Regions from separate parts of the Homo sapiens genome. Here regions 2, 3 and 4 are each linked to region 1. A link is a loop called in an ENCODE intact Hi-C map of the cell type or tissue named here. Cell type or tissue: GM12878. All regions are shown on one strand. Links, peaks and the distances in the headings refer to the core of each region. The heading gives the core; the rest is flanking DNA.

Region 1 (8,372 bases), core at 1,669-6,668:
TTTCCCCCAATATATATCTTACATGTGTAATCCTGTTTTGTTAGCTCCTCCTGGGTTGACCTGAGTTGACATGGCAGAAACCAAACATGTTCTGATAAGTCAAGTGGCAAGATGGAGCTTGGGGCCTGGCTCACTCATTTCTCGACAGGCAAGGAGGACTGCATCATGAGAGGAATGTGGGGCCTAGATAGTCCCTGGCACAAAGTGAAAATCCAATCGCTGAACAATTCATCAGGGGTGACTTGAGGAAACATCCCAATGGAAAATGCCCTTGCAGTTATAATGATTCAAGGATTTGAAAGAGAGATGGCGGTGGGGAGCACAAGGACAGAGTGTTGGCTGGGCATTACTGTTATATTGATGCTCTGCAATGGGATAATGAGAAACAGAGAACCATTAACAAACTACTGCTAAGGGCAAGAGTTAGAGAACCTCTCTGGTGATTTAAGAAGGGTCTCTTTTCCCCTGCAGTGGAATAATGAACAGCTGAAAAACAGACTCCAGGATTTGACAAGTAGAATTCCAGAGCATCAGAGATACTTACATGCTCAGCCAAGGCAGACCATGGATGAAAACCTAGGATCTTAAAACATGGGATGAAGACATAATGGGTAGATTCCCCCAGAGGATTTTGGCTCTGTATACATCCCTGAATGTTCAAAGTTTACAGAGGTGGCTCATTCCTTTGCAGTAAGAGGTGGCAATGCCTGAGTGTGGGAGATAAACCTCATGATGTTTTAGAGACCTGTCATTTCAGTGAAGTTTTTAGAGGTCCAAAGAAGCTCCTGGAACAATATTAGATCCTGCTAGGGACGGAGCTCTTGACCATGGGACACCAATTGTCCTGCCCATTATGAGCTAACTTCTGTCAGACTGGCCAAAGCATAAATATGAATGGGCTGAGCAGCAGTCTCTCATTAGATAGAAATGTACATCCAGAAATGTCATATGCAATGACAATGAGCACAGGTAAGCTATGTGGGAAGGTAGACAAGACTCCCACATTAACCATCACAGTCACAGCAGTGATGCTTACAGAAATTGCACCTGTGCCTGTGGGGAAATCCTGTCCAATCAACTGAAGGAATGAGATAAACCTGAGCTTGGCTTATGGACAGGTTGGCTCAGTATGTAAAAATGGAAAGTGACTATGAGAAATATAATTATGGTAGCTACAACTAATTGATTAAAAACTTGACTGTAAAAGTATATACTTTTTAAATACTTAAATATGTGTAATTATTTTTCAAGTTCTTTTCTCCTGAAAGTAGAATTTTTAAAAATATTCATAAAACTTAAAAATTATTTGGGTTATAGTTATATTCATACTTTTTCTCTCTGACTACCTAATTTAGGATAATGAAGTTTTTAGTCCTTTACTTAAGCATTTCCATCTGCCCAGCAACTGGAGTCCATCTGGAATAATGTATTTTTATGAAATTGTATGGGTAACTCAAACCAGGATTACTCATCTGAAGAGAAAATGGTTGTATTTCCTAGGTTTCACACATGAGCAAATTGATCTATAGCTGTGAAATGAATAATAGTGTTACTTGACTACACAGTGAAGTGAAAGTCTTGGAAATTATATAGTTGAATGTTTTGCATTATTATTGCTATTTTCCCTGGATTTCTCTTTGGGAGGGCTTTTTCACTAAGAATTTTTCTTTACTTTTCACCTTTATGAAACAATAAAGATGATTGTTTGATTAGTACAGAGTTGGTAAGCAGTGCTGTAATACTCTATGGGTATAATGACAAGTGTAACACCTCTTAGGGCAGATTCATCAGTTGAAAGTCAATGCAGTGTTTTTTTCAATTAGTGACTGATTCTGTATCCAAATGGAATCATTTCACAATAAGAGATACAGGCTAATTGGATAATTCTGGATGCAGTTTTATTTCATCTCCTTGTCCATGCAGAGACCTGAGACAAGCCTTGGTATCCAGGTGACCTAGGTTTGGGCTTGGCTTCATCGCTGTATAAATGCTGTAACCTCTGGATTTCATTTAATTTGTTTGTGCTTCATCTGTAAGATGAGAGCTTTAGAGTAGTTTGTCTTTCTGTTCTTCCACCTTTAAATTTACATTTCTAGGGTTAGATTTCTGAATATAATTAAGGTTGACTGAAATATGCAACTGGCTCAAAAGTACTTTCTCCTAAAACAGTCTCTTAAAACAGTGTTTGAAGGTTAAATAGATTAATATATGCATTGTGACTTAATCTTCTAACTAACAATCAATTGTGCCAAGTCCTCATTAATTCTCCCTCCAACAAGATGACATTAAAATGTCCCATTGTAATATTTTAAATTCTTTTCTGGCAGGGGCAGACCTTGAGAAATATTGATCATACTTTAAAAACTCAATTGTCTGAATAGATGGCACATGCCATCATTTCCATAACATATTTCATATAGAAATTCTCAGAAGATGGAAGATGGAAGAACAGGATTTCCCATCTGTGGCATGGTACATGCTCCACCCTTCCCTCATTATACTGCTAACAGCTGCCCTGCCTCAAGTTTATTCAGGTGTCTTTAAAATTCGTTTATGTTTCTGAAATTTTTGAAGTAATAAGTTTTATAAACTTAATACATACTAGTGAGATCGTATTTCCTGGTCTTTGTCTAAAAATCGTCTCTTTCATTTTATTCTAATATTTGCATATGTTCCTCATATCTATTGATTTGAGGATTTTTTTTATTCTTTACACTGCTTGATAACCTTTTGAAAATTCACCATGGAAGAATGACTATCACAGGAGAACTGGTACTTGGAAACCTTGAGGCATTACAAGAAAAGTCTCGGTGTAATGTGCAAATGCTTATAAGCAAGAAGGTGATTTGCCATGACCTTCATAACCCTAGTGTTTACAACAGTGCCTGTTCTAGAGTAAGCAATCAGTAGATTTTTTATTTTTTTTTTTGAGATGGAGTTTCACTCTTGTCACCCAGGCTGGAGTGCAATGGCGGGATCTTGGCTCACTGCAACCTCCACCTCCCAGGTTCAAGTGATTTTCCTGTCTCAACCTCCCAAGTAGCTGGGACGACAGGCGCCCGCCACCACACGCAGCTAATTTTTGTATTTTCAGTAGAGACGGGGTTTCACCATGTTGACCAGGCTGGTCTCGAACTCCTGACCTCAAGGGATCCACCCACCTCAGCCTCCCAAAGTGCTGGGATTATAGGCAGAGCCACTGCGCCTGGCCCCAGCAAGGTATTTTTTTGAAGTCCAATGCAAGTGGTGATTGTCCGACCAAAAAAAAAAAAAAAAGAAAAAATCTCAAATATTTCCTAGCTAGAAAATGTCACCACATCCCTCTCTCAATTTTGGAGATTTTTTATCATGCCTAGCAACAATATTGGAGAGTAAAATGTAAAAACCATTTCATTGGTTATAAAGCACTGGAAATATGATAATTAGGGCAGTCCAGATGCTCACTCTTCCTGTTGGAATTATATTGACATTATCATTTCATTTTGTTTGTTACTCATAACAGTATTCCCATCTTGGCACTTAAGCAGAAAAGCTTCACTTGTTATGGTTGTTTCACAGTTGATTCCATTATTTGACTTCCTGTTTTCACAATTTGCCAACCAATCAAATATATCTGTGGTTTTAAAACATGTGTCAACTGAACAGATATCAAGAATAAAATGCACATATACATCCCAAAAGACCTCTGTCAAAATCAGTAAGATTGCACAAGGCAGGAACCTCGGATGGCACTTTAACAGAAGAAAATTGTCAGAAATTATTTCATTCAATGTAGTATCTGAGCTTTAATAAACCATGTCTTATCTCTTTTGGCCAGTGGACAGTTTCTAATTGGTAAGGGTCCAAGGTAAGGCAAACAAATGCAAGGAAACCTGTCTGCCTGACTTTATATATCAGCAAGATAGTCCTATCGTACATCAACGAACAGGCTTCAAGTTGACAACAGGAAAAATGTGACTCAGCTTATACAAAAGGGGAAGTCCCAGCGTTGGGCTCAAACAATGGGTCTGTCATTTTACTGCTTTGCTGGTCTGTCTTACCTTTTTGAAGACATGCACGGGTTGAGGACTCATCAATCTTCTCGGTCCTAGGCAGGGTCAGTAAATTTAGTATCCAGGGAGAGGCATTATTCCAGGTCATGAGCAGAGCAGAGGAAACAATGGGGAACTTGTGGTCAGGCTGGTAAAGTGATACCTTAAATTCCAGGAATACTTGATTTGGGAATGGAAACAGGATAGGCCCAGCAGCAAAACAAGAGCAGCACAAAATCCTCCTTAGAATGATCAGTCTAGTGAATGAATTAAACAAAGAAAGCAGACTGTGAGGGATATGTTTATTTTCTCCTATACTCACATATCTGCAGTTCCTTCTGCAGAAGATGTTACTGCAGAAGCAGTAACAACTAACTCATTGATGCAAAAACATTTTATGATATGACACTAAACACTGTGTATATGTGATTTACACGTTATGTGTTAATTTGAGTTTTAGAGGGATCTTTAAGTCATATAGGGCTGAGGAAAACATGTACTTCTTTGGCAACTGAGCTACATCTTACATAAAATAACACCACCAACACCGTATGGGCAGACCTCACTGTGGAGTCAAAGGCAGAAATAGTATGTTCTCCAAATGAGTCACTCCCAGAGGTCCTGTGGTCTTTAAAAACCTGACCACTATTATTCTCTGTGCTTATAGGTTGTTCTTAGTTGCTGCCTTGAGGCTTCCCCTCACTTCACTGTTTCCACTTCTTCTTTATTGACTTTTGTGAAGTCACCATTCTCTTCCTCTTTCATGGTAAAGTGATGGTAAATGTGGGTGATTAGGATGTTCAGTGAAGCACAGACTTATTAACAGGAACCAGGAGGAATGGCTAATGTTGCTAGGGTTTAAAAGTTTTACATAAAAGACAATCACAGTAGTAAAATAGTCATCAGTAAGAACATGACTTTTCTTGTTTCATTGAAAAAATGTTTAGTACTTTTGACTGAATTATTTCTAGAGTATGACAAATCTGTTTTATTGTTTTCCTATAACTTGGGGTCATTTTGTTCTGGCCTGTGGTATGCAATGCCCCAGAATATTTTATATATATTTTTTTTATTTTTATTTTTATTTTTTTTTGAGATGGAGTCTTCCTCTGTTGCCCAGGCTGGAATGCAGTGGTGTGATCTCAGCTCACTGCAACCTCTACCTCCTGGGTTCAAGCAATTCTCCTGCCTCAGCCTCCTGAGTAGCTGGGATTACAGTGCATGCCACCATGCCCGGCTAATTTTTGTATTTTTTTTAGTAGAGACGGGGTTTCACCATGTTGGTCAGGCTGGTCTCGAACTCCTGACTTTATGATCCGCCCACCTCGGCCTCCCAAAGTGCTGGGATTACAGGTGTGAGCCACTGCGCCCGGCTGCCCCAGAATATTATTAAGGATAGGTTTTTACTTCTAGTATAACCATATCTTCCTTATCTTTGTATGCTTAATACACAGTCAGTGCCTGAAACCTGTCAATCGCTTAATAAGCGTTTTTAATTGAATGAGTACATTTTCAAATATATCTTGATTAGTTACACTTTCTTTGAAAGAGCCCCCCAAAATAGATATAATTTTATAAAACTAGTACAGGGCTGAAACTGAACAACAAAACTGGAATTCCCTCTCCTGGGCCTCTCCAGAAAATATAGCTGAGATTGATCCTTTTGGTCACCACAGAAATAAAGAATGAATAAAAAGAGCCAGCAAAAAGAAGTCTTTAAAGACAACAAAGAGACTCTGTAGAGTTTTATGACAGGTTTAGATAATTAAAACTCATCACAAGGAAGGACATTTAGGAAACAGGAAGGGCTGACTTCATTCTACCCACAAGATTTCCAGAATCTTTCTTGATTCAGATGAGAGTGGAGGTCCCTCTTCTCCCCATTCCCACCCCACTCTTGAGTGCTGTGCTGCTTCTCCTTTCTCTGTTCCTGTTCTCAGTCTCCCATGTCACACAATAGTAACAAAATGACTAAAGTCTTACTCACTGAATATATTATGTGAGCCAAAAACAAGTGTTCTGGCAGCTTGGTGAACTTACCAAATCTCCTGAGTCTCAAGGTAGCACTGGCTTAAAGTCCTTGATGGAGCTTGAAGAAGAAAGTGTAATACATCTGTTCTCAAAATTCACTTGACTAACTCCATCACCTCCTTCAAGTCTGGGCAAATCTCACCTTCTCAATAAAGCCCGCTCTGACTGTCCTCTTTAATGCCGCAAACTACCCCTTCCCCAACACTACCTTCTGGCATTCCTGATCTTTCTTATTCTACTGTTTTTCTTTTCAGTGATGTTTATCATCTTCAAACATACTAGCATATCTACTTATGATGATTTTCTATTCCTGCCTCCCACTTGAATGTAAGCTTCACAAAGGCAGAGATCATAGTTTGTTTTTTAATATATCATAAGCCCCAAGAACAGTGTTTGGCCCATAGTAGGTGCTCAATAAAGATTGGTAGGATAAAATAATGAGTATTAATTAGCTATTGCTATGACACATGACTGAAGGAATTTATATATATTAAAGAGAAAAAGTACAAATAATGCCCTGTAATACAGTATGATGAGTGCTAAACTATCAATATAAAACAAGAGCAATGGAATGAATAATTCCACAGAACAGTTCTCTGTTCTAGTAAGGTAGCCAAAAGTGGATCATAAGAGAGGGATGATGGATGTGGAGGTATCAAGAAGAGATTTCAAGTGGACTCTCAGCTTATTTTTCCTCATAGGAATGGAGTCTTCTTGTTAGGAAGATGAGATTTCCTATCTTCTGTATCACAACTTGAGTCAGCAAATGGAGTGGGAAGAATAAATTGGTAAACTGGAACTCACCTATTGAGTCTCTTGGCTTTCAGTTCCCTTTTTAGCCATAGTATAGGCCTCCTTCCCTTTCCCATATCATTTACTGCAGGTATTGGGTCTTACAAAACCTATTATCTTCCCAGCCTGCTCAGTGAGGTTCTGAGTCAATCTAATCTCCTTGTGTTAGCTTTTAATATACTTCATATTTCCTTCTATCATTGTAGAAGAACATTGTGGTTTGCATTTTCTTGATGTTGGTTTACTCCTGCTTATCTGTACCTTGACTTACATTTTCTGGAAGAGAAGCAGATGGCGGATGACTCATTGGTACAATCATTTTGACTTTCTTTGCTGCCTGTGATAATTTGAGATTCCTGGTCTAGATTTTTTTTTCCACTTCTGCTTCAGATGAGTCATATGACTTCAGGTGGTGGATTAGAATCGATGCTTTATCTGCCCAGTTTTGAGTATCTTATTTTAAGTCGTAAGAGTGTTAAAAGCTATGCTGCTGAGCAAATCCTTCCCAGTGAGAAGAATAAGGAGAAGTTCTGTTTTTGTAATATCGTACTTCTATTGATTGGCAAAAGAGTATTGTATTTATCATTACCCTCAGTATTTAAAAACCATCCAAAGCCTTCTTGGGTGAAGACTCTAAATATATCTCAGGCATATACTCTGTTTATTGTGTTCTGTGTGGCCTGGGAAAGTCATAAACAAATGAATTACATCTGTTTGTGAGGCATTTACTGATTTCTTAAGACAGAGGCTGGGAAACACAAAGGGAAAGTACCTGACCTTCCGACTATAATATGCTCGTAAGTTCCTCTGGGTCACATTTATTTTTGCATACCTGAGACAGAGCTACACAGACAGTAGATATCAAATAGGTATTGTGAAATAGTGAAAAAAAGAATTCATAGATTGACCTGATTTATTATGTGAGGAACAGCATGAAACCTGGAAATCCAGTTTCCATGTCTGTAGAAAGGAAAAATTATACTAGTCAACTATAGGCTAATAAAAAACACTGTAAAATAAATTAAGCAGCTGAGATCTGTGTGTTCAGGAAACTGCGCAACCATTACACTTCTCCAATTTTCTAGGAAGGGGCAATTGCCTTAGGAGTGCATTGAGTAAGTTCCATTTACAAAGTATAATTGTAGGGGCCCCGAGTCTCTTGAACGCCTTGCACAACACTACCTTCTCTCCTAGCTGGCCAGAAGTCCCTATCAATAGCACTGGTCTTCAAGATCAGGTAATAAGTATCCTTGTACTTTTTCACACACACTAATTGAAGAGAGAGTGTTGAAGGTTTTCTCAAACCTTCTCCAAAGGGACTTTGTTACTTCAGTTAGCACATGGTTACACACTAAGGCAAAATTTCCAAAGTTTTGTTCTGTGGATTCCTATACTCCAACCTCAGTTGTCATTGTTTAATCACTATACCCTGCTTAATTTTTATTCATAATGTTTATTATTACCTGAAATCATGTATGAATTTAGTCTTTACTTTCTGCCGTCGTTACTGAGAGCTTA
Region 2 (8,372 bases), core at 1,631-6,630, 190 kb after region 1:
TTACCCTATTATAATCTTCTAACCAGCACCCTCTATGGGAAATAGTCTCTCTAATATCTGAGTATGGCTATGTAATCTGAGAAACGTCATATAGTGAAACTTACACTGTTTAACAGTCCTTTCCCTGATTAGCAACATTAATCAGCAACTCAGCCACCCACCCCTACTTATTTCTGTCTCAGTTGCTTCATATGTAGAAGGAGAGTGATACTAGTACCTAGCGCTTAGGCTTGCTGCATGGATAAAATGAATTAACATGTGTTGTGCTTAGCATGCTTCCAGCACTTTGTAAGTGCTCAATAAATGATAGTTTTTATGGTTCTTATTAGTATTATTACATAGTTCCCAAGGGACAAAAAGATATTAGTTGTAAGTGTTCCTAATATATTCTTTTATTTAATTGGGATATTGTAGATTCATTAAAAAAACTTTTGAGAACAATTTTAGATTTACGGAAAAGTTGCAAAGACAGTCTAGAGCATTCCTATGTACCCCACACCCAGTTTCTCCCATTGTTAACACCGGACATTACTATGGTACCTTTGTCACCACTAAGAAACCAACATTGATACATTACTATCAACTCCATACTTTGTTGGAATTCACTGGTTTTTCTCTCATGTCTCCATCCTGGGCTCCCATGCATGATACTAGGTTAAGCTCAGTCATTATGTCTCCTTAGGTCCCCCCGGCAGTGACAATTTCTGAGATTTTCCTTGTTTTTGTTGACTGTCAGTTTTGAAGAGTGCTGGTTGGGTATTTTGTAGAATTCTCTTTGTTTTGAATTTGTCATGATATTTTTTCATGGCTAGACTGGAGTTATATGTTATCAAGAAGACAGTGGAAGCAAAGTGCCCTTCTCATCACATTTTATGATTAATACAGTACATACTATTAATCTGACTTATGTTGATAGTAACCTTGATCATCTGGCTGAGGTAATATTATGTTTCTTCATGGTAAAGTTAATTTTACTTTGTTTTAAAAGAAATTTGTCATAGATCTTTGGGAGGTGTGCAAAATATAAAACATCTCACATGTCAAATGTAAGAATACCAAAGGCTTACTTTAATAGAGAAGCAGAATCCTACCTCTCATTTGGAATATATTCCTTGAATCCTATCAGAACCAACTATTGTGATGAAAAGATAGAAAGCACATCACCTCACTACTGCTTCCAACATGCTTTTTTGCCCCTTTCTTCACACAGTTGGCTGGAAAGCTAGGCAGGTATGAAATTGGTGGTAGGAATTAAAGGAGAACATACAGCTTAGAAGATTTAAATAATGGCAAATGGGTCAGGAAGAAAATTGTGTGGTAAACATAATTAGGATGTCAGTGAAGGAGGAATGTCTCAGGGATGAGGCTTCTTACTGAAGAAATGGGGTACTATGAATAAGGAGGGCTTGAAGGACAGGGTTATGGGTTAAGACTAAATGAAATGAGGAAACAAACTATGTATGAAATGGGGAAAGAACATCCTAGGTGCAGGCATAGCAAGTATAAAGGCCTAGAGGCTTTGCTGATGTGTTCTAAGAATGGTAAAAATACATTCTAATTGCCAGTGATTTCTAGATGCTTCTTAGGAACTTACTCTGGTTATGAACTCTGCAGAAAATTTAGCCTGGTTCTGAACTGTGTGAAGTCATGGATGTGTTTTTGGACCAAAATATTGTCATACTGTCTTAACTTTGAACAGGCTAAACTCATTTTTTCTTTCTTGACATTTTTCCCAAATGAGTCTTTGGAAATACTAAGAAAAAATTAATACAGCAAGGATTTGACTTCATTGCTTACTCCTGGAAATTCTCTAACTCCCCAGGAATATCCGTGGAGATTTTCCTCTAAAATATATTGCTCTCTAAAATGTTTCATTAACTCTCAGCTGTGGGTTCAATCTTGTGATCAGCGTGTCCAGGGAAGCCAGAGAAGCTTTTGTTAAGCTTGTTTATTTGTAGCAGGTGTTTGAATTTGACATTTGATTTGACTTAACCATATTTTGGGAGACTGCAAATTAAGAAAGCTTCTGAAATATGCAGAATCTGTTATGCAGAAACATACTTACAGATATATGGGTGGAATTAAAGGAAAAAGCTTTCAATAAAACTCTTCTTTTTACTTGAGGTTTGAAAAGGCTTGATACTTTTGTAATGATCCACAGCCAGCTGATTTCAGTTCAGGAGGCTAAAAGGGATATAATAAGAAACCCGTTCTTGTAAAATTTCAGTCTGTCTGAAACAAGTCTGAGCAGGAAATGTTTGTGAGAAACCTGTTCTCTCAGAGTCTTCCCTCCTGGTTCCTCATTTCAGGAGGCTTCTTCCACACCCAAATGAATATCTGAAAGGTTAGTGATTTTTTTTCATCCATATTAAGACTATTAATAGAAAATAGGCTGGTGGGTCCAAGTTTTCAATACAGCCTAGTGACATAGCATTTCTTGTTTGCTCCTGATCAGTTCAACATGGTTTCATCATTCTTGAAAGCTGACTTTGATATTCAAACTTAGGAAAACTGTAAGCATTTCATGTCCCTCTCTCCGTTGCAGACCCTGTTCATTGGCACTCCCCTCTAAGCTGTGAAAGCAGAACCACATCTGTCTTGTTCTCTACTATGTCTCTCCCTCAGAGAAATGCCTGCCACATGGAATGTGTCCAGTGAAAATGTATTAAATATATGAATGACTAGTACATAACAACTGTGTGGCATCTAATTTGGAGAACTCAAAAGCCATACCAGGCTCTAGGAATTCTTTACCCAGAATTCACCATCTCATGTCTCCAGCATTCATGCAATTTTCATCCTAGGAATGACTCAAATTAATTACTCTTAATAACTCTTAAGGTAAGGAGGTAGATAATTTTATAAAAATTATTTTTATATAAATCCATTAAAACAAAAGAATGTCACATGATGTGTTTGCAATCAGATTATTACTTTACTACTAATTTTATGTTCATAAGAATTATATTGCCAATAAGATTGGTAATAGTAATAACAATAAATAATCTTTAGTCCTTAAAATTTAAAGCCATACACTATATTAGAACCAACTAAATATTAAGTACTATAATAGATGCTATGGTTGAATACAGAAGAATCTAAAGAAATAGATGTTTAATTCTGAGTCATTTAATAATAATAATAATATTTGCTGAACACCTATCATGTGACAAACACTGAACTAAATCTATACATTAAATAATTTAGTCCTCATAAAAGGTCTATGAGCTAGTTACTACTGGTTTCCACATTTTACAAATGAGGAAGTTAAGGTTTGGGAAGATTAAGTAAATTGTCCATTTTCAAGCTAATAGGAAATGATGAAAGTAGAAGTTGAACTTGCTTTTTTGATATCACAAGCTACTCTTTTTCCTTGGACATTTAACTTCATTGTTTGTTCTTCAAGTTTATATTTTAGTTGAGGATTCAGAACATACACATGAAATAGTACTTGCCAAACAATACGTAAATGACCATAGTAACTATAATACAGATTTCCAAAACCCGAGAAGGTATGTTCAACTGAAAAGGAAATTCATATTGGAAGCATTTCCTCAAGAAAGTAAGTTTGAATCCATATGGGAAACTGGGAAGTAATTTTTGTGTAGGTGAATATAAGAGATAGACCGCAACTAATTAGGTTAAAAGATAAGTCTTTACTTTTCAAATTTATAATTCTAGGCTCCTGGTTAGATAATAGTAACAACAGTAACAAAAATAATACCACTTTATATCTGTATAACATGTAAGGGTTTAAGCAGACACAATTTGATTTTATTTGTAGATTAATGATCCTTCGTATGCTATGATCCTCTTTAATATTAGAAAAAAGCAACTAGAACAAACTTCATGATAAAGCTTGGAAAAGCACAGTATTTGAGAACCTTAACATTCAATATATGCTGAAGTAATGAAAACCATCCATAGTCTTGCCATGAATTCCTTTTAAATTGCTTATGAAATTGTGAGAGTCAGCCTGCAAATTCTTCCCTTCTCTACTCCACCCTATCCCATCTCACCCAGTTCCCAGCACACACACAGTTCTGCTATTTTTGAAAAGAAAGAAAAAAGTCTCCACATTATTGGTGTGGTTTCTATGATCATGGGCAGAACTGCTCAGAATATTCACCAACTATGGGAGTATACATTATCTGACTCAATTCAAGTCTGGTCTTTGCCAGTAGGAAACCCTTGTGTTAATTTCTATTTCTATTATTGTCAAAGATGACACTTCCACTTCTCTATTTTATTTTTGCGTCTTTCATATTTACGAATTCAAATTTCATATTTTCTTCAGAGGAGGTACATGTGTTTGTAATAAGGAAAGTCTCCAATTCATGAGGACTCCTTTTGTCTACTTTCCCCTTTTCAGAAAAGCGTGTTAAATTAACTAAAGAAATAATTGGAGAAAAAGCAAGTTAGAATATTATAGAAAAGAATAAAATGATGAAACATATGTTTCATTTTATTTCTTTTTTGAGACAGAGTGAGACCTTGTCTCATATATATATACATATATATATACCTTGTCATATATATACCTTGTCATATATATGTCACATATATATACCTTGTCATATATGTATCAGACAAGGTCTCACTCTGTCACCCAGGCTGGAGTGCAATCATGTGATTATAGCTCACTTCAGCCTTGAACTCCTAGGCTCAAGTGATCTTCTTGCCTCAGCCTCCTGAGTATATGGGACTACAAGTGTGCACCACCATACCTAGTAATTTGTTCATTATTATTATTATTTGTAGAGATGAGATCTCACTATATTTCCCAGGGTCTTTTTTTTTAAGCATGCTGATAGGATATAGATAGGAATGAAAGGGGCAACAGAGATTTGCCTTTACAATGATGTAAAATGCTACCAAACCTTCAGTAATAATATTCAGTCATTAGTGGAATTGAGTGACAGTATAAACTATGTGTCATAGATTTCTGCATTAATCCACAGTGAGTCTTAGCATTTTTGTATATTTTACAACATATAGGAGAAAATAGATGTTGTTAAAGAGTATCTCCTGAATTTACAAAATAATAAATTTAAAAAGCAATTGTCTATCCACTCCTTCTATAAGACATAATGAATAAGAGCCTTGTATGATGGCACAAAGCAAACCATCATTAGACAGGGGTGATAAGAAAGAAAAGAGTAGCTTTAAGCCAGAGGGAGAAAATAGTGAATGAGAAGACCAAGTTTTATTTCAGGAATAAACTGGATTTATACCAGAAAAATTATTTGTTTTGATATGAAAATCATACCTTTGGGTTAACACCTCTCCTAGTAATCTAGATTAATTTAATATCCATTTGTAATACATTTTAGTGTCCTTCATAAATGCTAAAAATAAGTGTACTTACACATTTACCAGTGTGTGGTCCCCCATGGGAAGGAAAGGGAAATAAATAGAGGGATTAGAAGTCACTTCTGGGTCACGTGTTCCCCAATACCATTTTATTCTTGATCCTACATACCTACTGGTGTTCACAGAATAATAAAAAATAAAGACTCCAAATTCCTTTCTAATTCTAGATGCATTTTTTACCTTACATGTGGTATATTTAATAAACTTAAATATCAGAGCTATTCCACCTCTTAATATAATATTTACATTTGAACCTGCATAGCAAGGTGGCCCTTTTCATTGTATTAGTGTTTAGTTATTTTAATAAATATTGAAATTGAGTAACAGAAGCAATAACAAAAAATGAATATTGAATATATACTTATTCCCACTCAAAATTAAACTAAAATCAGTTGCATCAAGCTTTCAGTCATATTTGTGTCAAACATTTATGTTTTTCCTAAAAGCAGTAAACAAAAACTAAGGGTGCCAATGTTTCTTAACCGAAACCTTAAAATATTATCTTTATATTTGGGGAGATTTAGAACCTGAGAACAAGATTTCTATGCATTTTAAAGTGAGGCCTATTTATTCTTAACTGCCAAAAGAACTTATAGTAAGGATTTATAAATTTAGGACAGGTTGGCAGTGGATGGGTAGGTTAAGGCTATAAAAATGTTCATTAAATATTTTTTAATGAATGAAATTAGGTAATCTAAATTCATTCATTAAAAAATATTTAATGAATGTTTTCTATGCTCCATACCTCTTTGCTAAATCCTAGAGATGTCCATAATGGCGAACAAAGCCAGACCCATCCTGCTGTCTTTTAGCTAGCAGTCTAGAAGGGAAGAAAATATTAGTTCATCAACAAACGTGTGAAACCGCCACTGTGAGAAGTACTCTGAGGGGGAGGTAAGTGCTGTAATGAGTGGATTTTAAACAGTTGGGGTGTCAGAGAAGTCTTCCTCAAGGAAGATGCCTAAATGAGATCTGCAAGTTGAATAAGCAGATAGGTGACAAGGTGTGTCCCTGACAGTGAAAGCAGGAGTAGGAGAACAGTGAATTGAAACCGACAACACTCAGACAAATGGGAAGCAGGGGCTGGGGACATAAGTAGAAAGCAGATCATACAGGTCCTTGTAGGCCACATGAAGAATTTATCTTTATTCTAAGGTAGGTGACTTAATCAAACCTCCTGCCTTGCATTTTGAAAGAAGCACTCTAGCTGCTTTGTGGTGAATTGGTTATAGCTAGTATGGGGTAGTTAGGTTAGAGGGAGGCAGTCCCAGCAGGCAATTATTAGGCAAGTCCAGGCAAGTGATATTGTGTCAGGGGTTAGTGGGAGTGGGTATGGAAAAGGTAAAGGGATTCAAAAGATCTATAAGAGATAGGTACATTGCCATGGCTAGATGATAGAGCGGTTATGGGCTCTCTCCCTCTTTATGTATGAATTCACATATCATATATTACTCATATTCTCCATCGACATTATATAATACACATATACTATGGATATATGTAGATAAATGTAAACGTGTAGGAGTGTGTGTATACATATATGTGTATGTGTGTGTGTGTGTATATATATATATATATATATTTATTTATTTATTTATTTATTTATTTCAGAGTAGTGCCTAATAAAGGATGCTCAAATAGAGCAATACTTTATGGTTAATATCTCTTTTACAGCAGATCTTCACGCTTTCTCTTATTTTTCCCTACTAAGTACAGTAGTCAGGAATTTCATGTAAACAGACAATATGGGATAATTGAGTGAAAATAGACGGATACATTTTGTCTTTATTGAAATGATTTTGACCAGTTTAAGATAATTACAGCACACACATTATACTTTTTCACACTGAATTATGCCAAGTTTCCCAAAACCACTAATCAAAGAAGTCATTTAAATAATGACTAAATTATGATAATGTATTACAGTTGAAATGACAATAGAGAAGAATTAAAAGTAAAGAATGCTAAATAATGCTTAATTGCCATTATCTAGGTAAAACACAAATGAAATAGGGTCAGCCTGAAGAATGATATTGGAAAAGTGACTGGGTTCTGGAATTGAGGCTTAAAGTTACTAAATTTTTTTGTTGTATTGATTTTTCCCTGTCATGATCATACCTTTCTTTTTGATGAATTTTGCAACTTTTATAATTCTGATTTGTGACATAGTTTTAAAAAAGTGTAAAGTATAATTAAAGTTTCCATGTGCTTCTCATACCAAGTTTTATTCAGCTAGCTGTTAAGTAAGTGATTACCCTATAAGTACAACTTTAATACCCTAGTCACCTGTATGGGTTCTGCCACTGGATGTTTTATTGAAGAATTTTTTTGGGGGTGAATTTATATTTCTCTTGTACAGGGCTCATTGTTTATTGAATAATTGGAGGTGGGTTATATCTAGCTATAGGAGATACCAATGTTTATACAACATGAGCACTTAGATCTTTTGCATGACATTTGGATATAAATGAAATTTCCTTTTGAAAATAATGAGCAATGGGAAATGGCATGCATTTTAAAGGATGAATTAAGTTGACACAAAGCGCTAAGATATGTTAAGATTTTATGGTATGATTTACTCAAGTAGGGCTTTGGTTGACTAAGATGAACAGATCTTGTCAGCATCCCTGGTAAGTGTTTGGGATGTTTTGCTGTGGTATGTTTTCTAAATTGTATCACTATACTTTCAAGACTCTAAATGAAGCAGTGTGCTGTTTATTACTGTACTACCTCAACCTGCTCATAGCAGAAGGAACATTTTAAAACACATTACAAGTGCTCTCTCACTCAGTCTTTCATCTTCTGTCCATTATTAAAAACGACCTATAAGAAATCACATGGCAACCTAGAGTAGTTCAGGGAAATATTGAGCTTTGACTTCAAGTGTGTCTTCCTTGTAATACAAATAGCCATTTTCAGTTGATATGTTCTATCCTGAATGATTTGGCTTGAAATGTCTTTCTATATTACCATTAATATTTTTTGTTTGTTTCTGAAAC
Region 3 (8,372 bases), core at 2,031-7,030, 130 kb after region 1:
TTTGGTGTTTTAGTCATGAAGCCTTTGCCCATGCCTATGTCCTGAATGGTATTGCCTAGTTTTTCTTCTAGGGTTTTTATGGTTTTAGGTCTTACATTTAAGTCTTTAATCCATTTTTCAGTTTTCTGCATATGGCTAGCCAGTTTTCCCAACACCATTTATTAGATAGGAAATCCTTTCCCCATTGCTTGTTTTTGTCAGGAATGTTGAAGATCAGATGGTTGTACATGTGTGGCATTATTTCTGAGGCCTCTATCCTGTCCTATTGGTCTATATATCTGTTTTGGTACCAGTACCATGCTGTTTTGGTTACTGTAGCTTTGTAGTATAGTTTGAAGTCAGGTAGCGTGATGCCTCCTGCTTTGTTCTTTTTGCTTAGGATTGTCTCGGCTATATGGGCTGTTTTTTGTTCTATATGAAATTTAAAGTAGTTTTTTCTAATTCTTTGAAGAAAGTCAATGGTAGGTTGACAGGGATAGCATAGAATCTATAAATTACTTTGGTGAGTATGGCAATTTTCACAATGTTGATTTTTCCTATCCATGAGCATGGAATGTTTTTCCATTTGTTTGTGTCCTCTCTTATTTCCTTGAGGAGTGGTTTGTAGTTCTCCTTGAAGAGGTCCTTCACGTCCCTTGTAAGTTGTATTCCTAGGTATTTTATTCTCTTTGTAGTAATTGTGAATGAAGTTCATTCATAATTTGGCTCTATTTTTGTCTATTATTGGTATAAAGGAATGCTTGTAATTTTTGTACATTGATTTTGTATCTGAAACTTTACTGAAGTTGCTTATCAGCTTAAGGAGATTTTGGGCTGAGATGATGGGGTTTTCTAAATATACAATCATGTCATCTGTAAACAGAGGCAATTTGACTTCCTCTCTTCCTATTTGAATACACTTTATTTCTTTCTCTTGCCTGATTGCGTAGCCAGAACTTCCAATACTGTGTTGAATAGGAGTGGGGAGAGAGGGCTTCCAGTTTTTGCCCATTCAATATGATATTGGCTGTGGGTTAGTCATAAATAGCTCTTATTATTTTGATGTATGTTCCATCAATACCTAGTTTATTGAGAGTTTTTAGCATGAAGGGGTGTTGTATTTTGTTGAAGACCTTTTCTGCATCCATTGAGATAATCATGTGTTTTTTGTCATTGGTTCTGTTTATGTGATGGATTATGTTTATTGATTTGCAGATGTTGAACCAGCCTTGCATCCCAGGGATGAAGCCAACTTGATCATGGTGGATAAGCTTTGTGATGGGCTGCTGGATTCAGTTTGCCAGTATTTTATTGAGGATTTTTACATTGACATTCTTCAGGAATATTGGCCTGAAATTTTCTTTTTTGTTGTTGTTGTGTCTCTGCCAGGTTTTGGTATCAGGATGATGCTGGCATCATAAAATGAGTTAGGGAGGAGTCCCTCTTTTTCTGTTGACTGGAATAGTTTCAGAAGGAATAGTACCAGCTCTTCTGTGTACCTCTGGTAGAATTCGGCTGTGAATCTGTCTGGTCCTGGACTTTTTTTGGTTGGTAGGCTATTAATTACTGCTTCCATTTCAGAACTTGTTATTGGTCTATTCAGGGATTGGACTTCTTCCTTGTTTAGTCTTGGTAGGGTGTATGTATCCAGGAATTTATCCATTTCTTCTAGATTTTCTAGTCTATTTGCGTGGAGGTTTTTATAGTATTCTCTGATGGTAGTTTGCATTTTTGTGGGATCAGTGGTGATATCCCCTTTATCATTTTTATCGTGTCTATTTGATTCTTCTCTCCTTTCTTCTTTACTAGTCTGGCAACTGGTCTATTTTGTTGATCTTTTGAAAAAACCAGCTCCTGTATTCATTGATTTTTTGAAGGGCTTTTTATGTCTCTATCTCCTTCAGTTCTGCTCTAATCTTAGTTATTTCTTGTCTTCTGCTAGTTTTTTAGTTTGCTTGCTCTTGCTTCTCTAGTTCTTTTAATTGTGATGTTAGGGTGCCAATTTTAGATCTTTTCTGTTTTCTCCTGTGGGCATTTAGTGCTATACATTTCCCACTAAACACTGCTTTAGCTCTGTCCCAGAGATTCTGGTACATTGTATGTTTGTTCTCATTGGTTTCAAAGAGCTCAATTATTTAAGCCTTAATTTTGTTATTTACTCAGTAGTCATTCAGAAACAGGTTGTTCAGCTTCCATGTAGTCATGTGGTTTGAGTGAGTTTCTTAATCATGAGTTCTAATTTGATTTCACTGTGGTCTGAGAGACTGTTATGATTTCCATTCTTTTGCGTTTGCTGAAGAGTGTTTTACTTCCAATTATGTGGTCAATTTTAGAATAAGTGTGATGTGGTGCTGAGAAGAATGTATATTCTTTTGATTTGGGGTGGAGAGTTCTGTAGATGTCTATTAGGTCCATTTGGTCTAGAGCTGAATTGAAGTCCTGAATATCCTTGTTACTTTTTTGTCTCATTGATTTGTCTAATATTGACAGTGGGGTGTTAAAGTTTCTCATTATTATTGTGTGGGAGTCTAAGTCTCTTTGTAGGTCTCTAAGATCTTATTATATGAGTCTGGGTGCTCCTTTTTTGTCATTTTTTATCTTTGTTGGTTTAAAGTCTGTTTTATCAGAGACTAGGATGGCAACCCCTGCTTTTTTTTTCTTTCCATTTACTTGCTAAATATTCCTCCATTCCTTTATTTGCATGTGAGATGGGTCTCCTGAATACAACACACTGATGGTTCTTGACTCTTTATCCAGTTTGCCAGTCTGTGTCTTGGGGCATTTAGCCCGTTTACATTTAAGGTTAATATTGTTATGTGTGAATTGGATCCTATCATTATGATGCTAGCTGGCTATTTTGCCCATTAGTTGCTGCAGTTTCTTCACAATGTCAATGGTCTTTACAATTTGTTATGTTTTTGCAGTGGCTGGTACCGGTTGCTCCTTTCCATGTTTAGTGCTTTCTTCAGGATCTCCTGTAAGGCAGGCCTGGTGGTGACAAAATCTCTCAGCATTTGCTTGTCTGTAAAGGATTTTATTTCTCCTTCACTTATGAAGCTTAGTTTGGCTGGATATGAAATTCTGGGTTGAAAATTCTTTTCTTTAAGAGTGTTGAATATTGGCCCCTACTTACTTCTGGCTTGTAGGGTTTCTGCAGAGAGATCCACTGTTAGTCTGATGGGCTTCCCTTTGTGGGTAACCTGACCTTTCTCTCTGGCTGCCCTTAACATTTTTCCCTTCATTTCAACCTTGGTGAATCTGATGATTGTGTGTCTTGGGGTTGCTCTTATTGAGTAATATCTTAGTGGTGTTCTCTGTATTTCCTGAATTTGAATGTTGGCCTGCCTTGCTAGGTTGGGGAAGTTCTCCTGGATGATATCCTGAAGAGTATTTTCCAACTTGGTTTCATTCTCCCCATCACTTTCATGTACACCAATCAAATATAGGTTTGGTCTTTTCACATAGTCCATATTTTCTTGGAGGCTTTGTTCATTCCTTTTCATTCTTTATTCTCTAATCTTGTCTTCATGCTTTATTTTATTAAGGTGATCTTCAATCTCTGAAATCCTTTCTTCTGCTTGATCAATTTGGCTATTGATATTTGTGTATGCTTCACAAAGTTCTTGTGCTGTGTTTTTCAGCTCCATCAGGTCATTTATGTTCCTCTTTAAACTGGTTATTCTAGTTAGCAATTCCTCTAACTTTTTTCCAAGGTTCTTAGCTTCCTTGCATTGGGTTAGAACATGCTCCTTTAGCTCGGCAGAGTTTGTTATTACCCACCTCCTGAAGCCTACTTCCTTCAATTGGTCAAACTCATTCTCCATCCAGTTTTGTTCCCTTGCTGGCAAGGAGTTGTGATCCTTTGGAGGAGAAGAGGCATTTTGGTTTTTGGAATTTTCAGCCTTTTTTTGTGCTGGTTTTTCCTCATCTTCCTGGATTTATCTACCTTTGGTCTTTGATGTTGGTGACCTTCAGATGGGGTTCCTGTGTGGACGTCCTTTTTGTTGACATTGATCCTATTCCTTTGTGTTTGTTAGTTTTCTTTCTAACAGGCCTCTCTGCTGCAGGTCTGCTGCAGTTTGCTGGAGGTCCACTCCAGACCCTGTGTGCCTGGGTATCACCAGCAGAGGCTGCAGAACAGCAAAGATTGCTGCTGTTCCTTCCTCTGGAAGCTTCATCTTAGAGGGGCTCCTGCCAGATGCCAGCTGGAGCTTTCCTATATGAGGTGTCTGCTGACCCCTGCTGGGAGGTTTCTCCCTGTCAGAAGTCACGGGGTTCAGGGACCCACTTGAGGAGGCAGTCTGTCCCTTAGCAGATCTCAAGGGCTGTGCTGGGAGATCTGCTGCTCTTTTCAGAGCCAGCAGGCAGGAACATTTAAGTCTGCTGAACCTGTGCCCACAGCCACCCCTTCCCCCAGGTGCTCTGTCCCAGGGAGATGGGAGTTTGATCTATAAGCCCCTGACTGGGGCTGCCACCTTTCTTTCAGAGATGCCCTGCCCAGAGAAAAGGAATCTAGAGAGACAGTCTGGCTACAGTGGCTTAGCCAAGCTGTGGTGGGCTCCGCCCAGTTCAAACTTCCTGGCCGCTTTGTTTACACTGTGAGGGGAAAACCACCTACTCAAGCCTCAGTAATGGCAGACGCCCCTCCTCCCACCAAGCTCCAGCATGCCAGATTGACTTCAGACTGCTCTGCTGGCAGTGAGAATTTCAAGCCAGTGGATCTTAGCTTGCTGGGCTCCCTTGGGGTGGGATCCTCTAAGCTAGACCACTTGGCTCCCTGACTTCAGCCCCCTTTCCAGGGGTCTAACTTTTTCTGTCTTGCTGGTGTTCCAGGCACCACTGGAGTATGAAAAAATTTCCTGCAGCTAGCTCGATGTCTGCCCAAATGACTGCCCAGTTTTGTGCTTGAAACCCAGGGCCCTGGTGATGTAGGTACCGGAGGGAATCTCCTGGTCTGCAGGTTGCGAAGACCGTGGGAAAAGCATATTATCTTGGCCAGGGTGCACTGTTCCTTACAGCACAGTCCCTCAGGGCTTTCCTTGGGTAGAGGAGGGAGTTCCCTGACCCCTTGTGCTTCCTGTGTGAGGTGACATCCCACCCTGCTTCAGCTCACTCTCCATGGGCTGCACCCGCTGTCTAACCAGTTCCAGTGAGATGAGCTGTGCACCTCAGTTGGAAATGCAGAAATCACCCACCTTCTGCGTTGATCTCGCTGGGAGCTACAGACCGGAGCTGTTCCTATTCAGACATCTTGCCAGCCACAATCCAACAGTGGCTTTAGTAAATAAGGAATTATTTTTTCCTACAGAGCAAGAAGTAAGAATATAGAAAATTGCTGGCATTGCTCCCATTGTTCATGATGCTGTCAAGGATATAGGCTCTTTCTACCTTGCATTCTCCTTCCTTCATTTGCTGGCTTTTTCCCCTTTGGCTGAAGGCCCCACGGTTTTTAATATGGCTACCACAACACCAGGCATCATATCCATGCAGGAAGAAGAAGAAAGAGGGAAGGGGAGAGTCCAGCTCCATTGGTCTCTTTTATTAGAAAATATCCCTCCTAGTTGCAAAGGAGAGTGAAAAAATGACTATATGGCAAAGGGAAAGAACATTGTGATTATCACCTTAGAATGGTTGTTCATCACCTCCTAGAGATGAGCACATTGCTCTTGTATACAGACAAGTTCTGATAGCAGAAACAGGGGAGATTAGTCATTGATTGGCAGTTTTTAGTCTTCCACTGTGGAGGAAGAAAATGGAATTGGTGGCAGTCTTGAAGGCCTTTTTGGTAGGTTTAGGAGTTTCAGCTTTATCAACAAATATGTAGTATTTAGTATGTGTCTCCAGTAATTGAATGTGTGTGTTGTCATAAACCATAAGATATTTCAAGAGTTTTAGGTTGAGTTATGTTTATAAAAATTTTTTATCATATTCTAGTTTTATGTACTAGAAAAAATACTTGTCAAATAGGCCTTACATAGGGAGGGTTTTTACAACTTACTTAGAAAAATAACCAGAAATGGTGGACCTATTTATCCACCAGAAGCCGGATGTATTCTGGAGCAGCCTATATGGTTTTAGAATTTCATCCAAATTTGATGCAAGGAGATGCAAGTACTCTCTACAACCTGGCAATGCCAAGTCCCCCAATACATGCCCTTAGTAGGATTTGTGAACACTTAGCCGACAAGTATATACTCAGTGTCTCATGTCTAAATGTGACACAAAAACAGCAATGAGATACTTTTGGAATGACATTTCATCTCATACACAGAATTTGCCTGACTATATGTAATTATGTTAATACTTCAAGTGTTCATTTAATTATCTTTCTGTTAAAATGTATTTAACTTATCATTAAAGTACCAATAATCTTTAGACCAATAAAGTAGATAGTAGGAGGTCTAAAATACAATGATTTATACTATTTTGGAAAAGAAAAATCCCTTTAAGGAAAGTGTTACAAATAAAATTTCTTTAACTCTTTAATCAGGTATTTTCCTACTTAGTGAATATTTATGTGTATGGAAATTCATCACAGGATTGCTTTTATGTCTTTGCTTTTAATACTTGGTGCTAAATTTTAGTGATTATGTAGATTGGTTAAAGTTTTGACCTTTTGGAAGTTTGTTTTCTTGTTGTTGTTATTGATTTTAATTACTTTGTAATAAATTCTAGATCTTTGTAAGATATGTGACCATTATTGGCATCAGTTTGTAAAAGCTATAAGCCATAGTGGTTTCCTTATATGCAAATGAAAGAATGCAGAGGTATACACAGAGCGATTCAGAGGCATATTCAGGAAAGGGGGAGATCATTACATCTTAACCTATTTCTATTTTACCATGTTCCTTTCCTGTGGGAAAACATGAAAATGTGGTGATTCATTAAGACATGTTAACCAGGAAGTAGAGTCCCTATGGCCATTTCACATCTAGAAGAAAAATTTTATAACTGTTGCTAAATAGATTTAATCAATAGGAACTAAGACTTGAGATAATGACAGATAAACAGAGGTACAAGTACTAGAGATATTGCCGTCAAAAATATTTGGTGATTTTTAACTGACCTCAAAGACCATCTACAAGCATTTTATTAGGATTCCTATGTTGTCATTCTCATATAACAACTTGATACCACCATTTCATGTAACATTATTCTGCCATATCTACTAGAAATTAAGAATTGTTGGGGGGCTAGCTAATGTGCTAGGTCCAGAATGTACATTTTTGGAGCAATCATATAAGGATCTAGCTATAAGGATTGTGGATCCATATGAATTCTGTAGGTCATCTCAAAATCTCTGCATATCTAACTTTATTTTTTTCTTTTCTTTCTCTCTTTCTCTCTCTCTCTTCCTTTCCTTTCTCTTTCTTTTTCTCTTTCCTCTTTCCTTTCCTTTCTCTCCACAGAGTCTAACTCTGTCACCTAAGCAGGAGTACAGTGGCATGAACATAGCTTGCTGCAGCTTCAAACTCCTATGCTCAAGTGGTTTTCCTGCCTCAGCTTCCTGAGTAACTAGGACTACAGGTGCGTGCCACCATGCCCAGCTAATTTTTGTATTTTTTGTAGAGATAAGATCTTACTATGTTACCCAGGATGGTCTTGAAGTCCTGGCTTCAAGTGATCATCCAGCCTTGGTCTCCTAAAGTACTGGGATTACAGGCATGAGCTACCATGCCTGGCCGGGATATCTAAGTTTTGTGTGTAATAACCTTATTTCTTGTGTTGAGGCTTTTCTCTACTATTATATATAATAGTGTAGAAAAAGGATATATATATATATATATACATCTCTCTCTCCTTTTGTTTCTGTGATGTATAGATCACTCACTTCAATTTTCTGTGGACAGTTTTTTAAACACAGATGTGTTTTTGTGACTAATGGTGGCTGTTGGGTTGTTAGAGATCCAAAGACAGAATAAAATCACAGGGAGAACCTTCAAGTATTACAGAGCAGGACCAAGTAGATGGTGTCTTTCTCCCTACCTCCATGCTTCCTTCCTCCCTCCCTTCTTTCCTTTGCTTGCTTCTCCTTTCTGGGTAGGCATTTGTAGGAACTGTTTTAGCCTCTAGAATCATACAATATTTGACAAAAGAAAAAAATAAAGATGGAGAGGCTCATAGCTGTAGAATTTGAATTGCTCACTTTTGACTCAATGCACTTTCTAACACTGCTTTTAAGTACTAGGTGACAAAATAAAATGATACACTACTTTACGGACATATATAGTTTTAGAAAGTATTCGATTGAGTTACAGAATGTTGTCCAGGCAATTAAGAACAGTATTTACCTATGTTCTTTATCTTGTGACTGGTTTAATGGGTCTACCCTGAGAATAGTTCTATTTGATGATACTTTCCCTTAAAAAGATACTAAGATATTTGTAGCTGTA
Region 4 (7,208 bases), core at 1,763-6,762, 120 kb after region 1:
TAAAGATGGAGTCTTAGTCTATTAGAGCTGCTGTAACAAAAATGTCATAAATTGTATAGATTATAAATAACAGAATCTTATTTCTCATGTCCTGGAGGCTGGGAAGGGCAAGATCAAAGTATTGGTAGATTGGTGTCTGGTGAGTGCCAATTTCCACGTTCATAGAAGGCACCGTCTCACTGTATCCTCCCATGGTGGAAAAGGAGCTAGCTAGCTTTCCGAGGTCCCATCAATAAAGGCATTCATCCCATTCATGAGGACTTTGCCCCCATGACCTAATTACCTCCCAAAGGCCCCACCTCCTAATGCCCCCATGACCTAATTACCTCCCAAAGGCCCCACCTCCTAATGTCATCACCTTGGGGATTAGGATTTTGCCATACAAATTTTGTGGGGAGACAAACATTCAGACCATATCAGAGCCCTCAAGCCTAGAACACACACACTGATGCAGTTCTTAGGGAGGTCAGTACTTCATATATCCCAGCATTTTCTGTGAAAATAATAAATCATGGTCTCTGGAGTAAATCCTTTCTAAAGTGTTACAACTATGTAGGAGTCTCAGTGTTCACATTATTATTCAGCAGAAACACCAAACGAATGTATAATAAATGTAGCACTTATTCAGTTTACATATATGTATTAGAAATAAGCCTGTTTTAAAAAATTATAATCAAAATGTAGTTTGACCTTATTTAAATATTTTCTATCTTTTTACTTATATATTAACAGATATTTTCCATTTTAATTTCCAGTGCTCTGGGGTATATGATGAATGTCCAATATAGCACAAAGCAGTAAATTTCTCTTTATTGTTGTTATTTATTGTTGAGACATGCTTCATTAAACAGTCCCTGTCTTGTTACTGAAACAACTTAGTATGGTTTTGCACAACTAATGGTTTTCATCAGCATTCATCATTGAATTGTTTTCCACCGAAGAAATTGGGTTGGTGTTTTAAATGTTGTCTATGTTAGAATGGGCAATTATATTACCAAAAAGGTAGATGGGTAAGTTTTAGGAAGAAGCTAATTTAAATCAGTCAATAAAATGGTCTCTGTAGAGAGTTGCATGATACTTATAGAAATCTACTGCTTATGCTTTTATTTAGGAGGTTAAATACCTATTATTTTCTCTGCAACTTGTCAATCAGAAAGAAATACAACATTAGTTTTGGCTTGCAATGATTAGAATGGGCATTTTTTTCTTTTGTGAAGGAAAGTGTAATGAGCTAAGATCCAGGAGTATTATAGTCTAGCTGAGTTATCTATGACCCTCCACAGCCTCATCAATAAAATGACAGAAGGGCTGACATCTTTTCTCTAAATTTCCTTCAAATTCTGATGCTTTATAGTTATGAAACTATTTATTTTTACCACAAAATATCCCTTTCATATGTTAAAAAGGAATGAAGACACACAGAGAATTAGCTTACCAAAAAGCATTAGGAGGGAGTCTCCTATAATGGAAGGAGAACCCAGCTGGGAATGTGAAGACTAGAGTTCCAGTTTTAGCTCTGTCAATAGCTAGCTTTGTGACCTATTCAGTCTTCCATAAAGTTATTTTCAGTTCTAAGATTCTGTGGGCTCAACCATGAAGTAAAATTCAGCGTAAAGGCATATAACTCTACCTGATATTATTAGGAAATAAACTTTGGACGTAGGAAGATGTAGGGAACCTTGGGTGTGATGAATTTTGTTTTTTTCCTTAGCATCTACCTTGTTAGGTAGGTGTTAAAAACTACATACATAGCTTTCTAGATTACTTTTGACATGACTTTGTTGAGGTTTGAACAGGTGTAGGATCATTACCCTGACCCCGTAAATCCTCTCTGAGTTTGGAACTGGTTGAGAAATTGTCAAGAGTCAGATAGTTCAGGATTAAATGATCAGCTATTAACATTGGATTTGTGTGTGAGCTTAGATGCTTCCTAAGTAGTGGAAAATTGAATTGTTTCTGTTTTTCCTTAAGCTTATGCTTTGGGATAATCCATCAGAACAACGTAAAGAAGGCCAACTTAGATCGTTACTGCCTCATCTCTACTGAACCCTAGTAGAGGAGACAGGGGGATAAGGTGCTCCAAGAAGGAAGTTTGAGCCTTGACCCACGTATATTTACTACATTAAGTTTAGGATCTAGAAGAGAAGGCCAGCGGCAATGAGAGAAGAGGGGAATTCACTACAAACAATTGGGATTTGTGGTCTGGAAGAAGTGTGGATCTGAATACAGACCTCTGTAAAGATATTGTTAGTTCACCCTTTCTTGGAGGCCTCAAAATATTTGTCACCAGGGCCTGTTGCCCTCATAAAAGACCCCTATTCTCTACATATCTTAGTGACTATAAAGGGGCTGAGCCATACTTCCAGTGTCTTGTTTTAATCTCCCCAATTACCTGTGTCTCTCCTCCTCATTTAAAAAACACAGAAGATATGTGAGGACTCTAGAGGAAGTGTTATTCCAGAAGCCCCTTCTTGGAAACATGATACTAGGACATTGGCAGTTTTCCCTAACAGACTTTCTTATCTTTCTGCTTGTGGCAGCAAATATTTATTAGAAATACATTTTTTCCTATTAACATTAAAGCTGAATATACTCAAGGCAAGCTGATGTCCATAAACAATTATGCATCAGTTAGCCAGAAATTTTTTTTCTGACTCTTGGGTGTTAATCTGGGGAAAACATATTAATTCTTGTTTAAGGATTCTATAGAAGTGTTCTGGTCTTCTAAAAGGTCCTTGTAAGAATGAGTTAGTATAAGGTTTGCTCATGAAGCTCAAAGGGCTGTTTAGAAATCTTCAGATCATAGTGAGATTTGTTTCTCTGGGGGAACTAACCTAATACACTGCTAATCACTGTTGCCCTAGTTTCTCCTTTACAAAAGTTTTGGACTGTCATATTTGGTTTTATATTAGATCATGCTAGATTAGCTTTCTTGCATGTAGAAGAAATCCTGGGAGCTTTGATGATGATGGCAAAAATACAGATGCCTTGGTGTAGCAATTGTGTAAATATGGTGTAGCCTAGAGAAAAAGGACAGCTCTCATCCTCCCAAATGTCCCTTTACCTGTCTTTGTGAATATACTTTATAAATAATCTCCCTCATTCTCCTTCTATATACATCAGAAAAGATAGGATTAGAATTGTGTCAGAGCTGGGCAAGAATACTAAGGGATGTTGGTGACTAGAAGACCAGGAAGACAATGAAATAGAAAGGTATCTAGAAATCTAAAGGCTAGAAATAAGGTAAAATCTAAAATAAAACTAGGATTTGTGCTAGCAAAGCAGAGCTGACCACGAATTCAATTACCAAAATCTGTGGCTGTTACTTTTTGACGACACTGAAAATCTACACAAGTAGTCTTGCAGTGCATCAATTAAATGCAAAGAAAAACCGTAAAGCTAAGTGCTATTCCAGATGTGTGGAGGATGGAGAAGACAAAGCCCTGTTTTTATTACAATCTTGAGCTGGCTTGCCTGGGTTAGAATCTTGGCTTCTCATGTTATCTTGGATAAATTGTTTAAAGTATTATATCTGTGTTTTAGTTTCATCATCTCTAAAATGAGGTTAAAAATAGTACCTACTCTTCTAAGAATGTATATTTTGGCTGGGGTATGGTAAAGTTAGTGCAGCCGCAAGAGAAAACAAGAACAAAGCTTAGAAAGGAATTTATTCTACTCACAGGGCCCAATGAGGTAGTCACCACACACCATGCAGGACCACAGGGGGAAAGCACCAGTGTCAGTCAAGAGCCAGAAGACAGGAACAAGGGGCAAGTCTAGGCCAGAGCCTTTCTTGAGGTTTCTGTGCGAAAAGGAAGGCAGAGCAGAGTAAACAGTTTAGGATTGGCCAGTTTGAATGATTCCAGAGGACTTTGGGCTATAAGGGTGATCTCTAGTTGCCTGGTAACTGGGAAGATTTAGGGCAAGGGAAATATTGGTTTGTTGTGTGAGAGTTAGATAAGGAGTTTGGGGCTGTAGATTCAGGATTGGTTGGTTTGTACGTGAGAGCTGTGCTCTCAGCTAAGACCTTCGCCGACTCTCAGAATTAGCCAGCTCTAGGGAAGATAGTCTCTTTCTGGGTCTGTAAGGCCACCAGATTCTAGAGCATCAAGAACTATAGAAATTAAGAAAATGTAGTTTAATAAAGCTGGCCCTGTTTTGAATGGATGCCTCACAGACGAATACAGAATCCAAGAAATCACAGCATACCTACCTTATTGTGAGGTTTAATGATTTAACACATACATAGTTGAATGACCCAGACTGGTTGCATGTCCCCAGTCTAACTGCATGAGAGGTTGGGGCATAGAGAGGAGCACATAGAATACTTGAGGAACACGGCTATCTGTGCTGTGCAGATGGGGCTCAGAACAACTATGCTTTGTAGAGCATATAGGAGAGTTTGGAAGGCCATTGGGATACTTTAAACAATTGGCTGTGGTGAGTGCTATATTGCACAGAATAATTAAGTTGAAACAATATATATATCTACATGATTTTCAAGCAGCTAATTTTATAAAATGTGCTTGTAAGTATATAGAGCATCAAATGGACTAAAAGTTATATACAGAATTTTAAACATTTTTACTGGTTTGATTGGCCTTTTGTTGATATCCAGGATGAAAAACAGGGCACAAAAGAAAATGCACTAATAAGGGATGTTTTATTTTACATCACAATAGAGATCAGTAGTTACTTTGGTTGAGACATGTTGGAGACAGCCATGCTGTCTGTAGGAGGGTAATGTGAGCCTTTAGGAAGCCATGGATGTGACACTATGAAGGACAAATTTTGCCATCGCTGCCACCACGCCTGTGAAACTGGGTTAAATGGTGGTGGTGGGGAATGGATGGGTTTTGGCCTGGAATCTATAAGACCTGAGTATGGATCTGTCTTTGCCACTTCTTAACTATGTGACTTTGAGCCATTCCCTATGTAAGATGGAGACAACAATGATTTGCCAACCTGGTGGTAGGGTTTCAGGAGATGTTTATGAAAGTATTTCCAGAGAGAGCTCATTTCCACTCTCCTAGTTCTGTTTCTATCATAATGGCTGCCCCACAGGTATCCCAAATTTCATATAAACTTCACTAGGAAAGTAGATATTTCACTCTTGCAATTCTTATGTTGTTTCATTGTATATGTAAATGGATAAAAGTTTAGGCTTTGCATTGTCTGACTTTACTTCTCTAAGAGTTAGTTTACTCATCCTTAAAATGATGATGATAATAGCATCAACCTAATGGGTAGTTACGATAATTAAATGCAGTTACACAAGTAGGACACTCAGTTCCTGACACATAACAATCACTCAATAAATGGTTGCTGTTATTAGTTTCATTTCATTACACATGAAGGACTTTGATCTACACTTCTGAGATTTAGATGCAAAATAATCTATGACTCATTAGCAGAATCAGTGAGAAAATAAGCAGAATGAGTGACTAATGTTAAGCAGAAACTATTGGTCAAAGGAACTGCTATGAAAGGACAAATGAATCTTCTATATCTTCAGCAAGCCTCTACTATAGTTCAGGGTGTTTCATAGAGAAACTATACCACTAATAAAAAGCTATTGACGTTTTGTAATTCTAAAAAAAAAATGCCACCAAATTCCTTACATATCTTGATTCACAATGAACTTTTATTGTTACATTGGCAACTTAAAGTAAAAATAAAAGAGCTATTGTTTCACTTAGATGGAAATTATTTAAGAAAAAAATACTCTGATGACTGTTCAGTTATATAACTAACAAGCATCTATTCATTGGGCACTGAAGTAGGTATCTCAGGAGATAAAATGTCAATAATAACTAATATTTGCCATGAAAAAATGTATTCAAAGCAATGAGACCAGGCTGGTACTGAGAGCCCCAAAACGTTAATTCTTCCTTATTCCTCCTGAGGAAATTTTAAGTGATTTGGAGGGATAAGACATATGAAAAATAAGGCTTAATACAAGAAACAGTTAAAAGAAAACAAAAACAAACCCTATCACTTGAGTAGAGCCTGTAGGGAATGGCATAGGATTTCCACGGTTCATCCTCAAGAAAAGCTTCTAGGGGTGGTGGGATTTTAATGTTCCTGGGAGCAGTAGAAATTGTGAGATAATGCCTGGTAATTACCATAAACTTGAAGCCAAATAGCTGGGAAAACATGTTCCAGGACATTGCAGATCAAATCATATTTCTATAAAAAGAATCTGCTGGATGTTCAGCTGACAGAATATCAACCATAAAAGGATAGTTTAATGGATTTCAATCATTATCTAAACACAAAATCACAGAGCCAAGTTTATGTGCATTGTTAATCATATGCTGTGAATCCGGTAAAAGAAAATGTAATACAAGCATCAGATGAGATGTTTTTTCTTTTCTGATTTTTAAATGGTAACATTTTATTTTTGAGAACCATTAAAAAAGAGTGATTGCTTGGAGCAGCCATCTAAGGGAAGTCCATTCTCTTTGTAAGGAAACAAAATGGTGCTCCAGTGGAAGAGCTCTGGAAACAGTGAGTGGTTCATAGAGCTACTGAATTCCTTGCTTTTGCTAATACTCAAATTTTAAAAGAAAACATGTCCCAATCCAAGGATTCTTGTGATATATTTGTGTTGGTGTGTGTGTGTGTGTGTGTGTGTGTGTGTGTGTCTAAATTTTAAATTTATATTTTAAACCAGCAGTCACTTTTCCCATTTTAAATTATACAATCACTTAGTTGTTTCCTGAACTATTTTAAATCAACAAGTTTTCTTTGAAAATATTTTTTTAAAAAATAGATCTTGCAGACTTAAGAAAATAAGAGTATTCCTTAAGGTAGATGGTGTAAAATAAATAAAATCAGTAGATTTCTAACACGTTCTTGAATAGAAAACACAAACGGAAATTATCCCATTTACATTTATAACTAAGCAACATTTAATATCTAGAAATAGTCTTAAGAAATGTAAAATGAACAAGATATGTAAAATTATAACATTTTATATGATAATAAAAGATTTGAGAACATTACAAAACATTTGATTAAGTGGGGAGACACAATTTAGAAAAAGTAGGCTTTATTTTTTAAAAGAGGTCAATTCTGTTTGAATTTATTCTATTTGCATTGTAATATCAATCAAAATTCTCATTTGCTGTGGGAAGGTGGTGAGGAGCTTGATAAAATGATTTCAAATTTTACTTTGAAGAATAAACATGCAAGAACAGCTAGAA

Evidence for each region. Peaks named below come from ENCODE experiments on the same cell type or tissue, not always from the same donor. Only the 100,000 strongest peaks of a DNase experiment are listed, where the experiment ranks them.
Region 2: it touches region 1 in a loop (6-fold over the local background); 2 of 110 quality-filtered maps call a loop at or near these places.
Region 3: it touches region 1 in a loop (5-fold over the local background); 2 of 110 quality-filtered maps call a loop at or near these places.
Region 4: a loop joins it to region 1, with 7 times the contacts of the local background. A loop is called at or near these places in 2 of 110 quality-filtered maps.

Annotation. Positions count from the first base shown.
Region 1 is chr4:105,057,143-105,065,514 of GRCh38, reverse strand. No RefSeq gene overlaps it. Among named protein-coding and RNA genes, the nearest start is that of TET2, 86 kb to the left of the region's middle. RefSeq lists enhancers at 4,463-4,562, 6,038-6,107, 6,128-6,227. In GM12878, for the core only: no CTCF peak of the experiment used is centred there; DNase peaks (open chromatin) are centred at 3,974, 4,714 and 5,994; H3K4me3 peaks cover 1,324 bases; H3K27ac peaks cover 3,465 bases.
Region 2 is chr4:104,864,942-104,873,313 of GRCh38, reverse strand. No RefSeq gene overlaps it. Among named protein-coding and RNA genes, the nearest start is that of TET2, 280 kb to the left of the region's middle. RefSeq lists a silencer at 2,195-2,244. In GM12878, for the core only: no CTCF peak of the experiment used is centred there; DNase peaks (open chromatin) are centred at 2,253, 4,173 and 6,395; H3K4me3 peaks cover 1,262 bases; H3K27ac peaks cover 2,971 bases.
Region 3 is chr4:104,927,129-104,935,500 of GRCh38, reverse strand. No RefSeq gene overlaps it. Among named protein-coding and RNA genes, the nearest start is that of TET2, 220 kb to the left of the region's middle. RefSeq lists an enhancer at 4,513-4,852. In GM12878, for the core only: a CTCF peak has its summit at 4,225 (motif pointing left); DNase peaks (open chromatin) are centred at 4,250, 4,540 and 4,970; H3K27ac peaks cover 1,111 bases.
Region 4 is chr4:104,940,118-104,947,325 of GRCh38, reverse strand. No RefSeq gene overlaps it. Among named protein-coding and RNA genes, the nearest start is that of TET2, 200 kb to the left of the region's middle. RefSeq lists an enhancer at 3,860-3,939. In GM12878, for the core only: no CTCF peak of the experiment used is centred there; DNase peaks (open chromatin) are centred at 3,755 and 5,390; H3K27ac peaks cover 368 bases.